2 separate regions of the Homo sapiens genome follow, and region 1 is linked to region 2. A link is an interaction called in ENCODE POLR2A ChIA-PET data of the cell type or tissue named here. Cell type or tissue: GM12878. All regions are shown on one strand.

What was found. ChIA-PET counts read pairs that join two places held together with the same protein. Peaks named below come from ENCODE experiments on the same cell type or tissue, not always from the same donor. Only the 100,000 strongest peaks of a DNase experiment are listed, where the experiment ranks them.
Region 1: POLR2A ChIA-PET joins it to region 2 with 5 read pairs; 4 of 35 experiments call an interaction of 5 or more read pairs at or near these places.

The regions. Positions count from the first base shown.
Region 1 is chr3:105,373,140-105,381,139 of GRCh38, reverse strand. All of the region lies in intron 1 of ALCAM (activated leukocyte cell adhesion molecule), which reads right to left. Among named protein-coding and RNA genes, the nearest start is that of ALCAM, 10 kb to the right of the region's middle. In GM12878, no CTCF peak of the experiment used is centred here; no DNase peak of the experiment used is centred here; H3K4me3 peaks cover 400 bases; H3K27ac peaks cover 603 bases.
Region 2 is chr3:105,850,274-105,858,273 of GRCh38, reverse strand. It overlaps CBLB (Cbl proto-oncogene B), which reads left to right. Exons shown (of 19, transcript NM_170662.5): 3 at 4,610-4,860. Among named protein-coding and RNA genes, the nearest start is that of CBLB, 15 kb to the left of the region's middle. In GM12878, no CTCF peak of the experiment used is centred here; a DNase peak (open chromatin) is centred at 4,063; H3K27ac peaks cover 622 bases.

The DNA.
Region 1 (8,000 bases), 480 kb after region 2:
TAATTCATTTAACTTTCACAGCTATCCTACAAGATAGGTGCTATTATTCCCATTGCATAGATTAGGACAGAAGAGGGTTTAAGCAACTTCCCCAATGCCACCCAACTGGGAAACTGGAGAAAGGAGACACAGGTTTCAAAACTAAACAATTTGGCTACAGACACCATATTCTCAAACTCTGATCTATAATGGAAAGTAAGCACAATAAAATGGGCACTTACTTTAAAAGGTATTTTAAATTGTGATTTGTTAAAACTGTGATGAAGAACCCACAGGCCTTTATCACAAAGCTCCTTTCCCAGTATGGCCGTCGTGACAGATAATCTAATTTCAATATGAGATTTTTAAATCTGTTTCTGTGTTGACAATTCTTAAATATACCAGAGAATTGGACGATTTCATTTACTGATATAATTTTAGTAATAAATTAGGAGGTCTAATGTGTGATATTATACAATTTTCTATAGAATGTAATAAAATCATTTCCATTTCAAATTTAAAAATGAGGCCCATCATTGAATTTTTTTTCCTTAATTAGACTTCAGGTAAAATTATTGCTCAACACTGACTCAAACATACAAGTGCGCGTGCATATTCTTCTTCTAAATCAAAATATAGTTTTGAATCTTAGAATTTTTGAGCTGTGAAGAAATCACATGGTACAATACTTCCATGAGAAAAATGAACCTCATAAAAGGTAAATGAATTGTCAGGGTCACACACAGAGTGGATAACTCCCTTATGTAGAAACATCTTAGGAGATGTCTTATAAAATTGAAACCATTTAAATTTTTTAACCATGTTAGTGGATTTTTGACAAAATTATAAATTTTTGAACAAAATCAACCCAACAACTTCTTTCATCATAACAAAATTAAAAGGTAAAGTAATAATAGATAAGATGATGAATATCAATTTAGCTTGAAAATACAATTTGGGATTACCTAAATCAAGGGAATATATGAGAAAATAAAAAAGGAAGAAGACCATTTCCATGTGGAAATCTGTAACCATTTGGTTAAAAATCTAGGCAGAGTAATTTTAAAAGATTTTGTCTACTATTCAAATATATAACAGTTTTAACTTAATAGCTACCACAAAATTAATATGAAAACATGCATTATTTTATCACTAGAAATGAACTTTTTTCTCTTTTGATGCCTTGGTGTATTAAAGTATGTTTCTCAAGAGTATACCTACTTTAATCATGTCTAGTGAGTTATTATGCAAAAGGTACAAAGAACTAAGAACTGGGGCTTTAAAACACATATTATTTGTGGAAGCATTTTTTGAATTATATGAATAGAAAGAGGATACTATTCACTTTCCAAAATATCCTTAATATTAAAATTATAGGTTTTTAATAATGTTCACTATTAAATTAGAGGTCATTGGAAAATCATAATAAATGGAAGCATCCTACAGTGCTCATAAAAGGGAAGCAGTGGAGCTCCCTCTATTGAATTACACTTGAGAAATAATGTATTTAAAATCATAATTTTATTATCAAAATGACAGCATTGTAACAATCGGAAATTTTTCTTTCTAAGTTCTAATATTTTCAAATTACAGAAACACATATAATAATGTCAATTTCTGAGAATAATATAGTGCATTACATATGTCTTTATAATTTTAACACGTGTTTTTTTCTCTTTTTTTTGTGGAAAATTACATTTTAAAGCTATAATTTTCAATTATGTTCTTTTGTTTTTCCTGAGATGATAAAACTGAAAGGTTACTTGACATTCATTGAGATTATGAAACATTCTAATAAAATATACTTTTCAGTTTAGTTATGGAAGCCCAAAATGTATTCAGATGGAACTGAAATATTTCTCAATCAGTAAAATGAAGTATTTCACAAGTTTTTCTGATGTGAATAACTGATATTATTAGGTTACTGAAAAATGTGATTCATAATGATTATTATTTGGTTGAGTGTCTACAATGTGCTAGGCACTGACAAACATAATATAAATTCATTACCTTCTTGAATATTCCTACCAAATGAACTTGGCTGCTATCCTCAATTAACAAATGAAAAAACAGACAAAAGCTAGAAAGCAAACTCATGCTCTGATCCATAGCCCAAGCTCTTGAGCTGTTATATAAAGAAATCTATGCTATGCAGATTTCAGTCTGGAGTCTCTGAGCATAGACAGTTCATGAAGATCAAGCCTGGAGAATAGTCTTCTTATACCGTGGAGATACGGCCATACTGCCTACCATCAAATCACTACTCAAGCAGTTCAAATCATTTCTAACCAAACACTTTGGATGGATTCTAGAAAATGATAACCTCCAAACCATACCCTGAAACCCTACTCCTTTTTTACTATTTTATAATCTCTTTTAGAAAGGTGGCATTTTCTAACAGCAAAGAGGAAAACAGCTGAGTGGATAAAGGTTTTGTTTTAATAAACAGATACGTATTTGCCATTCTAGTATGATCAGAGAAGCTATTTAATCTTATACTAAACAAGCATTTCTCAAAAAAAAAAAAAAAACTATTTGAGAACTAGCCAGTATCCATTGAGGCTGGGTGGAACAGGGGATTTATGTAATGGAGTAAATCCAAATATAAATTACATTTTACTCTTAGATCTGATATCAAAACTGTTATTCATACTTAGATCCATGACCATCTCTGCAAAAATATAAAACCTATACCTTAAAATCACCATAAACATTCTTCTTAGAAAGTGTTGTACCTATCACCAGGTAGGGAAAATGCTTGCAGAATAAAGTATAAGTGCCCCAGATTTGAACATCTAAACTAAATACCAGGCAGAAACTGCTTTACTCATTAAATTACAGTATGTGCATACAAACATTACCTCCATTATGAATATTTATCATTTGTTTAAAAATATTACTTTCGGCATATAATTTTTCAAAACTATATATATATATCCTGCTATTTTCTATGTAAAAGTGACTAAAATAGATTTTATTCCTACTTTCCTTAATGGGTTAAAAAATTACAGGTGAAAAATATTTAGTGGCACTGATTTTTAAAAAAATTTGTAAAATATTGTACTTTTTATCAGTTTATACAAAATTCTGACAAGCTTTGTTGGAAGAATTGTTCAAAAGATGATTTACTTAAGGCTTAAACTTGTTGGAATAATTGTTCGAAATATGATTTACTTAAAAATAACTGAAGTTTGTTTAGTAATGACTATTATACAGGGTTTACAAAGTGGCATTAGTCAGACCACCCATAAAATGTATACTGTACCTACAACGAACTAATACAAATATTTGGAAACCATTTCTTTGTGTTGAAAAGCAGTATTAAATTCACTTATGGCTCAAATGTGGCTGTCTCTTAATCCTGATTGTACAGAGTATTAATTTTACAAAATGGAAGAGGTTATGGCTTATAATTATACAGTTTATGTTCTAAAAGTTAGCAATCTTATGTAGAAAGAACAATAATAAAAATTCATGGTAAATACCTGTCTTTTCCCATTTCTGGCCCAATCTCATGTATAATAAAGTTAGGCACCAATATAGGTTTTGCCTTGTATGTGAGTGTATATGCCTACTACTCCTATAATTCTAACTTTTCCAATAAGCTTTAAATAAATGAAAACCAACTTATGATACTGGTTAAAAAGAGGAATGTAATAGTACAGATTTATGAAGAGAGTTTAAGAAAGGCATTATCTTACTTTTGTTGGGATTTTTTTAAAGATGTGTACTCTTTGAGCAGTAATTTTACAATTTCTTTCTAAATGAAAAACACATCGTTGACTCAGTAACTTCACTTCCAAGACATTTTACCAACAACTGCCACCAATTGCTTATATGGACAATAACATGATTAGGATGTTCACTGCTCTAGTTTGTAATAACGAAAGATTGGAAACAACCTAAACTTCCAGGAACTTGTGAAATGGTTACATTAATGATGATAGTACAGTAAAATCCAATGCACACTTTTTAAAAATGAGGTAGAGCTATAGGTGCTGCTATGAGACAATTTTTTAATCTCCAAAATGTACTGTTAAATGAAAAAGGAAAGGTACAAAATGATGTATATGGTATGTTTCCACTTTATTTTTTAAGTAGGGAGGTATACATACAAATATTTACTAATATGTGAATATTTCAATAAGACAAAGACATCCTTTTGTAGATCCCACAACTGGCAAGTCAATTAGGGAGATTGCAGGAAAGTATTTGAACAACTTCAAGGAATCCTTGGTTTTTGCCTCAACCTTCAAAACTTCTTTAGTTTTCATGAAAAGGGATAGGCACATTTTCACCTCCAGGAGTTAGAAACCATGTTTCTTACCACCTTAGCATCCTCAGTCATGTTATTTCCTCAGCCTACATCCTTTGCTAGATTATTCCTCAGCACGTAGCTCAGATATCACTTCCTGCTAGACGTTTTCTGAGTTTCTCTTAAATCCCAGACTAGATCTGGCCCCTTTGTTGTAAAATGCTGTTCATTGTTCTTGTGACATTTACCAAAATTTCTAGCAAATAGTTATATAGTTAATTAATTGATATCTGTTTCCCTGAGAGAACATAACATCTTTGAGTGATAGGATCTTGAATGTATAGTAATTAGTTTATTTCCATATCCTCAAGCACAATGTGTAGTACATACTGAGCACTCCATTAATATTTGTTGAAAGCTGTTATATATGCTGAATGATCAATTGACATGAGTTTTAGTTCTGGATTGGCCAACAATGTGACCTTAGTCAAGTAGTTAATTAATTTTTAGGTTCTTTACAGGTCAAAACCTTTAATCTATGAGTTTAGGCGCAAATGAAACTGAAAACATGTCACTAGGAATTGTGGTTAATTTGCTACTGGATTTTAGGTAATCTCTTAAACCTGTGGTTTCATTTATTTCAGCTCTCAAATGGGGGGCTAAACAAAAAGAACATCAAAAGAACATTCTCATTTTTCCAACAACCCTTCTTTTACCATATTTTAACTTGTGACAATAAATTCCATGCCTCTAATCCTTCAGAATTCATTCTCTCTCTCTCTCTGTCTCTGTCTTTCTCTCTCCTCTCCAGCCCCCAACACACACAAACTCACACACACTGAACTTTCCATAATTTAACTCTGGAGAGAGTTAAGGTTTTCGCTCTAAGTGAAAGTATTCTTATTCAACACTGCTTGAGCCTCTCAAAAGGCCGTATGTTTTGCCCAAGGATCTAGAAGGTGAAAATTGTTAATACAGGGTCAAAGTTTCCGCGATAAGCGTCTTTGCTGTTGTCACACCCTTGACTACAACCGTATCCTAGCCATACTGTTGGTGGCCACATCAGGTCGCCTTTTCTGACTGATACAACTTAGTTTGCATGTACAGAAGAATGCTGGGGCTTCCTTCAACATCCCTGGTTTTTTTAAGAAAAAAATTGGTAGTGTGATTACTGAGAAATCTCATAGAAGAACAGAATGGGAGTTGTACAATTTGCTGCAAAAGGAATTCATGCTCATACTGAAATAGTTCTTCCCTAAATAACCCCGTAGCTAAGTGTAGCTCCCAGGTGAATTTCAAACAAAATTATTCCCTTGGCATCTGAGGTCAATTTAGTTTCCATTCCAAACCATAGGATCCTCAATGTTTCATATCCACAACATTCTGGAATTCTAGAGGCTACAACCTCACATCTTTCTTTCTTATACCTGACATGAAAGGGGCATATAACCCATTAATGATATTTCACTGTAGCTGATAATTAAATTTAAATGGGTTAAAAATATGCACTTGGTTAGGATGAAGAGTGCATTTATCACAGTGAAGTACTCCAAGACATAAAGACAAGTTACAAATTATTGTGGAGCCTGTATGATATGTTATGCAAAATGCACTTCTGAAAATGAAAAAGGATGCCATTAATAATTGTACCAGCTCATGAGGCATAAACCAGGACAGTCTTAGGTATACCAAGATGAATGAATGGTCAACCTACTAATAATATGCATATTAAGCAAGATAGCACCAAAAGATATACAAGAAAGAAAATAAATGTCTATAATAGGTAACACACAAGTTGACAACAAATGACACCATAGGTGTCACCTGGGGAATGGTTAGCTGATTGTACCACAAACAAGCTGAATTTGGAAGGGTTCAATGTGTAGGTTTCAACCCTGAAAACTTAGAAGCTTCTTTTGGCTGCTTACCAAACATTTTCCCATCTTTTAAAGATGAATTCTCACTAACCAAACTCATAAACCAGCTTATTGGTATACATAAGAGCAATTATTGCCAAGGGAATACAATGCTTCTCTTCCAGCTAGTGCATCCTCTGACTGTAAACTGGCTATATAAGAAGTCACATTGGGCTCGGTGCAGTGGCTCATGCCTGTAATCCCAGCACTTTGGGAGGCCGCGGCATGTAGATCACCTGAGGCCAGGAGTTCCAGACCAGCCTGGCCAACATGGTGAAACCCAGTCTCTACTAAAAATACACAAAATTAGCTGGGCGAGCTGGTGGGCACCTGTAATTCCAGCTACTTGGAAGGCTGAGGCAGGAGAATCGCTTGAACTCGGGAGGCAGAGGTTGCAGTGAGCAGAGATCGCACCATTGCACTCCAGCCTGGGTAACAAGAGCGAGACACCGTCTCAAAAACAAAAACAAAAACAAAAAACAAGCATCACATTATAATTAGAAGATTTCTTAGTGACCATGAAATTCCACCATGGGAAAGTTTACTATATGACTTGAATATTCAGAGCATTACGTTCTTTTTTAAGAAAAAAAGAAAATAGAGACAGAGTTACACAATATTGGCCAGGCTGGTCTCGAACTCTTGGCCTCAGGTGATCCGCCCGCCTCGGCCTCCCAAAGTGCTAGGATTATAGGTATGAGCCACTGAGCCTGGCCCCAGAATTAGGTTCTTATAATGAGTTTTATCTATCTCAACAAAAAGCTATACCTGCTAAGGAGACTGGGCAAGTCATGTCTGCCAGTTAGAGGGGCCACTTACTTTCACCATAAAAGAAAGTGTTTGGATTCATTAAGTATAATAGCTTCAATAACCACATTTGGCCCAACTCCTCTACTTTTTCTGTGTTTCTCCAATGACCAAAGTCTTTTTCATCCTTAATCACAGGTCCTTTACGAATATACATGTTCTTTTCTTTTTGTTTTTCATTAATACTACTAAAGTGCCATCAGGTCTTGATAGCCTGTCCCACTCTGTTCTTTCATGATGGTTTTATTTTCCAGTTCAATTCTCAGTGAGGAATATTATATCCTCAACTCCCAAACTCCTTGAGAAAATTTCTTAGTAATGCATGAATGTCAGGTGCTGCCATATGGAGTTTAATTCTCCACATATGCATTGCTTCTACTGTATTTAATGCAAAGAAAAAATGTGAAGCAGCTTCTAGGTGTCAAGCTCTTAACTAGACTTGAGGATACATAGACAAAGATGATATTTGGTATTCAAAAAATTTATGTTCAACTGAAAAAAGTCACCAATATCATAATACAATGTGGTAAAAACTACAGCAAAGACAAGTACAGGGAAAAGGAAAAGGGAAAAGTTAAGACTCACTTTAGTCATTATCAACATTCCAATGTTGATTTTGCACCAAAGGCAAGTAAGTACAGGAAAGTTTTTTTTTCTTCATTCACAGTTCAAATAAGGTAATCTAGACTCTCTCTAAAACTATACAGATGGAGAGGATAAAAATCTACTTATATCAATTTCTAAGGTGAAAGTATCTTTGAGATTTATCTCCCTCAAGAAAACATTGTGTTGGAGTGCTGGTTGATATCTTAATCTACAAATTCAGTTAACTTCTCTAGTGAAATCATCATAATAAGTTAAAATAATCAAAAATAAAGTCTTTTTTAATTACAAGTTCCAATCTTCCTAACATTTATGGATTTGATATTACTGGTTTTCACTGTTTACTGTAACCCCATAATCCATTATAAGTAGTAATTTTTTTTTCTAAAAGCAGGTGTGTGAAAATCCTACTGGAGAGTCAACCTACCTGGCTGCTAACC
Region 2 (8,000 bases):
CATTTTTGGCAGAAGCTGTCATAAATCACAGGGTTTAATAGTAATCCAACTGATGAACTGCGCACCCAGTGGCATACCGTAGTTCAGCATTGTATGTTGCACTTTCCCAAGTGCAAATTTAGAAAACAGTTTAGCCTACAGGGCCTTGATGAACTGACTCTGGCCTATTTCAGATCTCTCGTACTACTCACTCACAGCCTTCCTTCCTATGCTCTGATCTTTTAGAATAACTGCATTTACTTCTCTCTTAACATGCTTGCTCTCTGGTGTCTCTTAAGCCTTAGCACACTCCTTTGCCTAGAATACTCCTTTTGGCAAATTTAAGTATGTATTTCCTGACACTCTTATGTGGAGATGAGTGAGCTGCTGCTTTTCTCCTGTAGCAGTTTGTACTTGCCTCCATCATAGCACTAAATTCTCCTGTAATTCTTTTCCTAAGCCACCAGTCTTTCCCACTAGGCAGCTGCTTGAGGGCAGGTGTGTGATTTATTCCTTTCTGTGTTCCCTAGAGCCTGAAACAATGCCTGCCACATAAATGTTTGTTGAATTAACAAATGGGTCCTGAAGTTTACGTAAATTTGCAAATGGAATAAAATAAAAATGTAAATGAGTTTAGCAGGGATCATTAATTATATGCCTAATTTTAATTAAATTGTGATACAGTTAGAAAGATCAGCCCGAGATTCAGAAGATACAAGCTCTTGTATTGGATTAATGATATTTTAATGGTCCCTTAATCTTTCTAGTTCTTAGTTTTTTTAAATCTGGAAATGAATGGATTGGGTGGAATCTTTACTAAGATCCCTTAGAGCAAGAATTACATTGCTCTTAAGTTAATTATAGAGAACTACGTCTCTTCTGCCAGACTCTTTGCATCTCTTTGAATCAGGAAGTATGTTCTAGTCATCTATAATTTCCTAGCTCTAAGCTCAGTACCTGGCATATAGTAGTTCAAGCAATTTCCACCTGATAAAGCAATAAATTCCCACATGGAATTACAGTTTTAAATAAAGCAAATGAGAAAAAAGTTCAGATAAAGAATAGTGAATTAAATATTTGTAAAACATAAACGTTTCTGTCAAAGAATATTTATGTGGAATGTCTGGAAAAAAAATACCTGACAGAAATTTTGTATGTATCAGTTAAAAAGTTCTCTAGTAGAGGAAATGAATTTGAAGCTACCTGGTCCCCAAACTAGAAGAAAATAATGTATCAGTCTGTGACATGTTACACCAAGTTTTATGTTGCTGACATTAAACTATGCCTGCTGTAGAATGTTGGTGGCAATATTCTTGGTATTTATGTATACTTGTGATAGTATTTTTGGTTTAAATAATTTAAAAACCATATTCTTTTTCAAGCAGGATTTGTTAAATAATTGGCATATTTGGGACTTAATCTTTAGGGCAGAATGAACTCTGATTATACTAACGTATCACGTATTAAAAAGGGGGTAAAAAAAGCTCTGTCAGCCATTTTCACTATACTTTGTAAAGATTTGCTGTTATTTAGTAAATGAGATGACATCTTACCTTTCCAAGGACTTTCTTGGAGATAAAAATACTATTATTACTTTTTAACTAAGCCTATACCTTTGGATTATTAATTTGAATACTTGATACTTTAGAGTTCAATTGTAAAAATAAAGGAAATAATACAATCAAACTATTTGTGAAAAAAAAATAGCAGTCAACCAATCCATTAATTTGTTGGTTATGTACTCAGCAATTCTGCTTTAAGGCATTGTTTACAAAGAGGAAGAATATAAGATCATGCCCTGGGTTAATGTGAAAAACATCTTAAATTAGAGGCTGATGGTTGGAAATTTGAACCAGATTTTTCTCTCCATCTACTCCCTCTGAAAAAAACCCTGATCCCCAGTGATTTCTTTTTTTTTTCCTTTTCTTTTTTTTTTTTTTTTTTTTGAGATGGAGTCTTGCTTTCTTGTCCAGGCTGAGTGCAGTGATGTGATCTCAGCTCACTGCAACCTCTGCCTCCCGGGTTCAAGTGATTCTCCTGCCTCAGCCTCCTTAGTAGCTGGGATTACAGGCACCTGCCACCACACCCAGCTACTTTTTGTATTTTTAGTAGAGACAGGGTTTCACCATGTTGGCCAGGCTGGTCTCGAACTCCTGACCTCATGATCTGCCTGTCTCGGCCTCCCAAAGTGCTGGGGTTACAGGTGTGAGCCACTGCGCCTGGCCAATTTCTTTAAGAAAGTAAGTGTGATAGTGTGTATAAGAGTACCCTTTAAATTTGTTAGTTCCTTGATTTATTGTGTTCGTTATGCTTGAAGTTATTATAGTTCGATTGTTTATTTGTCCCAGGCACTTTTATGGGTGCCCAGAGGCAGATCCATGTTTTATGTCCCCTGAAACTTATATGATTTGAAAGAATCTTTCTAAATATAAAGAATACGAAAGTACAAACATCAAATTGTTTATGAAAGTGAATTTTTTTTAGAATGAGAAAAATCCACAAAGCACTATAGTTTTTAAAAAGCCGGTATATCTACAAGTGATTAGAGAAATAATCTAGACTAGTTTTTGGCTCTGTACATTTTATACTTTGATTATCTTCCGTTACCGCATATACTTCCAGTTTTGGGTGTCATGAAACACATTCAAATTGCCAGATTTGAATTGGATTTCACTGTTCCCATGGTAGGCTAGTCAGCATTGTGGGCACCTCAGGTATTTCTAAAACCATCTTTTAAAAAAAGTTCTATTACAGATTTAAAAAATATTGTATTTATTTAAGGTGTATAACATGATGCTTTGATATATATACACATAGTGAAATGGTTACTACATCAAATAAATTAACATATCCTTCACCTTCCATAATTACCTTTCTGTGGTAAGACCATTTAAACTCTGTTCTCTTAGCAAATTTTCAGAATACAGTATTATTAGCTATAGGCCTCATGCTGTACATTAGATCTCCAGTATTAATTATCCTACATAACTTCAAATTTGTACTCTTTGACCTTCTTCTCTCCATTTCTTCCCCTCCCCATCCCTGGGGCCCACCCACTGTTCTACTCTCTGTTTCTTTGTTGCTTAACTCCTTCTTTTAAGATTTTGCATGTGAAAATGAGATCATATATTAATAGTATATTCTTTCTTTGCCTGCCTTATTTCAGTTTCATTGGGATTGCTGACAGTAATTAAACCATTTTACAGGAGTGACTGTATGCCTCACATATACCTTCCATTAAACCCAAAGTAAATGTGTCTTCAATTCAAATTTCCATTAGCCAGATTCCAAAAATACCCACAGCCACTCCAGTGCCACCCAACAGGAGGCTTTAGCCAATTATGTTTAAGATATTATACTCTTAGGCCGGGTACGGTGGCGCACACCTGTAATCCCAGCACTTTGGGAGGCCGAGGCGGGTGGATCACAAGGTCAGGAGTTCGAGACCAGCCTGACAAAGATGGTGAAATCCCGTCTCTACTAAAAATATAAAAATTAGCCAGGTGCGGTGGCAGGCACCTGTAATCCCAGCTACTTGGGAGGCTGAGGCAGGAGAATCACTTGAACCCGGGAGGCAGAGGTTGCAGTGAGCTGAGATCGTGTCACTACACTCCAGCCTGGGTGACAGAATGAGACTCCGTCTTAAAAAAACAATAAAATAAAATAAGATATACTCTTGACAATTTGACAAAAAAAAAAAATACAACGAGGGCCTTAGAAGAGAGCCATGTATCTTTATGATCTTTATGTGAACATTTAACCTTTTGTAAGAGTGCTGTCCCATTACACTATATAATGCTACTGTGCAATTCTCAATTATTTCATTTGAAAGTTATTTATGTAAAGAGTTGATTATGCCCTTTCTGGAGGGATAAGAATGTGGTGGACTAACTTACTCTTGGCTAAATCACATGAACATGTAGAAGTGAATACATTAGTTGGATTACTACCTTCTCTGGCCGGCAGAAGGTACTTTCAGTTCTGCAGGCAGCCCCTGAACGCCCCAGTGGTTGGGCAGCACCTGTGATGGGATGACTGAACCGTTATATGCCACATGTTTATAGGCGTGGTAGACAGTATGGGGAGGTGGAAAAGACTGGTTCTGACCTGACACACATTTACTACTTAATAACTCAGTTATTCAAATTGCACCTCTTTGTTTTATTGTCCTCGGGGTTCAGAACAGTACACCAAAACGCTAATTAACAAACTATGAGACAGCAACAGCTGGGAATTCAGTGTAGTAAAATAACATATAAATGTGAGACATTGGTTGTCAACAGAGAAGGCCCATTTCCTCATTTTTATTTAAAAAAAAAGACTATCAGTGATATACAGTGATTAGCATACTGGAGTTCTTTTAAGCTATGCACAATGAGGTATCTTAGAATTAAACTTTAGAGGTTCAAAATAAGGATATGATATAGAAAAGATTGAATGGTAGGAGAACAGAATAGGATTTATTTATATTATGACAAACGTGACTATCAGTTAATAAATTGGAGATAGTAAGTTAAGATCATTATTTATATTATGGAAAAATGAAGAAATAGGACATGGTTCTCTAACTTTTTAATTTTTCTGTGAAATAAAATATTATGACTTATTTTATTTTTATCTTTGTTTTTAGGTAAGACTGTGCCAAAATCCCAAACTTCAGTTGAAAAATAGCCCACCATATATACTTGATATTTTGCCTGATACATATCAGCATTTACGACTTATATTGAGTAAATATGATGACAACCAGAAACTTGCCCAACTCAGTGAGAATGAGTACTTTAAAATCTACATTGATAGCCTTATGAAAAAGTCAAAACGGGCAATAAGACTCTTTAAAGAAGGCAAGGAGAGAATGTATGAAGAACAGTCACAGGACAGGTAAGAAGAATATTTCAGATGTTTTGGTGTAAAGGTCATTTATGTTGCTTTTTACTTAATAGTTAACCTAAACGTCACCATGTAATTGTTTTGGGGTAAATGTGAGTCGCTTTGTATATAGTCATGTGGTACTTAACGATGGGGATACTTTACAAGAAATGCATTTTTAGACAATTTCATTGTTGTGTGGACATGATAGAGTGTACTTACACAGAGCTAGATGGTATTACCTACCGCACACCTAGGCTGTATGATGTAGCCTATTGCTCCTAGGCTGCAAATCTATACAGTATGTTACTGTACTGAATACTGTGGGCAGTTGTAACACAATGGTAAGTATGTGTGTATCTAAATATACCTAAACATAGAAAAGGTATGGTAAAAATACTGTATAAAAGGCCGGGCGTGGTGGGTCATGCCTGTAATCCCAGCACTTTGAGAGGCTGAGGTGGGCGGATCACTTGAGGTCGGGAGTTCGAGACCAGCCTGACCAACATGGAGAAACCCTGTCTCTACTAAAAATACAAAATTAGCCCGGCGTGGTGGCACACGCCTGTAATCCCAGCTACTCGGGAGGCTGAGGCAGGAGAATCGCTTGAACCCAGGAGGTGGAGGTTGTGGTGAGCTGAGATTGTGCCATTGCACTCCAGCCTGGACAAAAAAAAAAATACTGTATAAAAGATAAAAATGGATAACCTGTAATAACCTGTATAACATGCATGGAGCTTGCCAGACTGGAAGTGAGTGAGTGAACGGTGAGTGAATGTGAAGGCCTAGGACTGTTACTGTACACTACTGCAGACTTCAGAAACATTGTACACTTAGGCTACACTAAATTTATAAAAAAAATTTCTTTTCCAATATGAACAGCCTACTGTCACATTTAAACTTGATAAACTTTTAATTTTTTTTAACTTTTTGACTCTGGTATTAACAATTAGCTTAACAAAAATATTTTCTTTCTATATTACCCTATAAGCTTTAAAAAATGTTAAAAAATTAAGTTTTAAAAAAAATTTTATAAACTTTTTAAAAACTAAGACACAAACACACACATTAGCCTAGGCCTGCACAGTGTCAGGATCATCAATATTATTGTCTTCCACCTCCACATCTTATTCCACTGGAAGGTCACACAATATGTAACTTTTTCAGATTGGCTTCTTTCACCTAACAATTTGCATTTTAGCATGGAGCAATAACATGCATGGAGCTATCATCTGTGATAATAGTGCCTTCAGGAATACCTCCTGAAGGGCCTGCCTGAGGCCCTTTTACTGTTAGCTGTTTTTTAATAAGTAGAAGGAATACCCTATAAAATAATGTTAAAAAGTTTATAGTATAGTAAATACATCAACTAGTAATATAGTCACTTATTATAATATCATTATCAAGTATGTGTTATGCATAATTGTATGTGCTATGCTTTTATGTGACTGGTGGCACAGTAGATTTGTTTACACCAGCATCACCACAAACATGTAATATGTTGCACTATGACCTTGTGATGACTATGACATCACTAGGTGATAGGAATTTTTCAGTTCCATTATAATCTTATGAAAGCACTAACATAAATGCAGTCTGTCATTAACTGAAATGTCCTTGACTGAAATGTCATTACGGGGTTCATGACTGTATTTGCTTTTAACATTAATAGCTTTATGTGAATTTACTTATGATAGTAGCTAGTTCATGAGACAGTATTCTCAATGTTTTAATAGACTTCATTTTCAGAGTCATTTTAGGTTTACAGGAAAATTATTCAGAAATTACAGTTCCCATAAATCTCCTCTGCCCAAGCAGTTTCTCCTGTTCACATCTTGCATTGGTGTAGTGTGTTATAGTTGATAAACTATTGTTGATACATTATTATTAACTAAAGCCTAGAGTTTACATTAGGGTCCACTTTTTGTGTTGTGCTGTTCTATGCTCCATAAATGCATAATGTAATATATCCACCATTACAGTGTTATATAGAATTGTTTCACTGCCCTAAAAATGCCCCGTGATCTACTTACTGTCTCACTTCCCCCCCTGAACCCATGGCAACCGCTGATCTTTTTACTGTCTGTGCAGTTTTGCCTTCTCCACAGTGTTACATAGTTGGACTCACACAATATGTAACTTTTTCAGATTGGCTTCTGTCACCTAACAATTTGCATTTTAGGTTCCTCCATGTCTTTTCATAACTTGGTAGCTCATTTCTTTATGCCACTGAATAATACTCCATTGTGTGGTTGCATCACAGTTTGGTTTTTCACTCACACCTTGAAGTACATCTCGGTTGCTTCCATTTTTTGGGTAATCATGTATAAAGTTGCAATAAATATTTGTGTGTAGGTATTCATGTGGATTTAGGCTTTTAACTCATTTGGGTAAAATACCTAGCAAGATTGCTAGATTTTCAGGGTATGCATAAGTTTAGAAAGCACATAAGAAACTTTCAAGAAAGTTTGTAAGAAACCCCTTGACTGGTTCCAAAGTGGCTCTACCCTTTTTCATTCCCACCAGCAACGAATGACAGTTCTTGGTGCTCCACATCCACACCAGAATTTGGTATTGGAGACAAGTGTTTTAAAGACATAGTTTGATTGAATCTGCGGATGTGGTAGATGTGGGTGGGAGATGTAACTTCCATCTGTGTATTTTGACTTAAGTGAGAAACTGAACTGGGCTGGCAAAGACTGAATTGACATCAACCAAATCCTAATTTTATAGCCAGGATTCTTCATTTAGATATCCTCATTCAAGTTTATTGTTTGGCCATTCTAATGTTAAATTTCAGGATCTATCTTAAACAAAATAAGGAAAATGATAGAGTTTTCCATTTCTGGGCTATTTTAAATATATATGGAATATTCATGATAGTGATAGTTTATTTAGATTTCCAAATTGGAAAACCAATATTAATGAAAATATATAGTGTCTTAACATGTTAGTTAAATTTTAGTGTGAGACTCTTAACCTCTCTGTATTTAGTTTTCTGACATAGGAAAACCTTTAAGAAACCTCTAATATTTCTTTCAGGTCAGAAAAACTGGCCTCATAGGGTTGTAAAATAGAAAATTCAGTTATGGAGGTATGTGAACTCTAAATTTTCTATGAATACTGGCCAAATACCCATAACAAGTAAAACC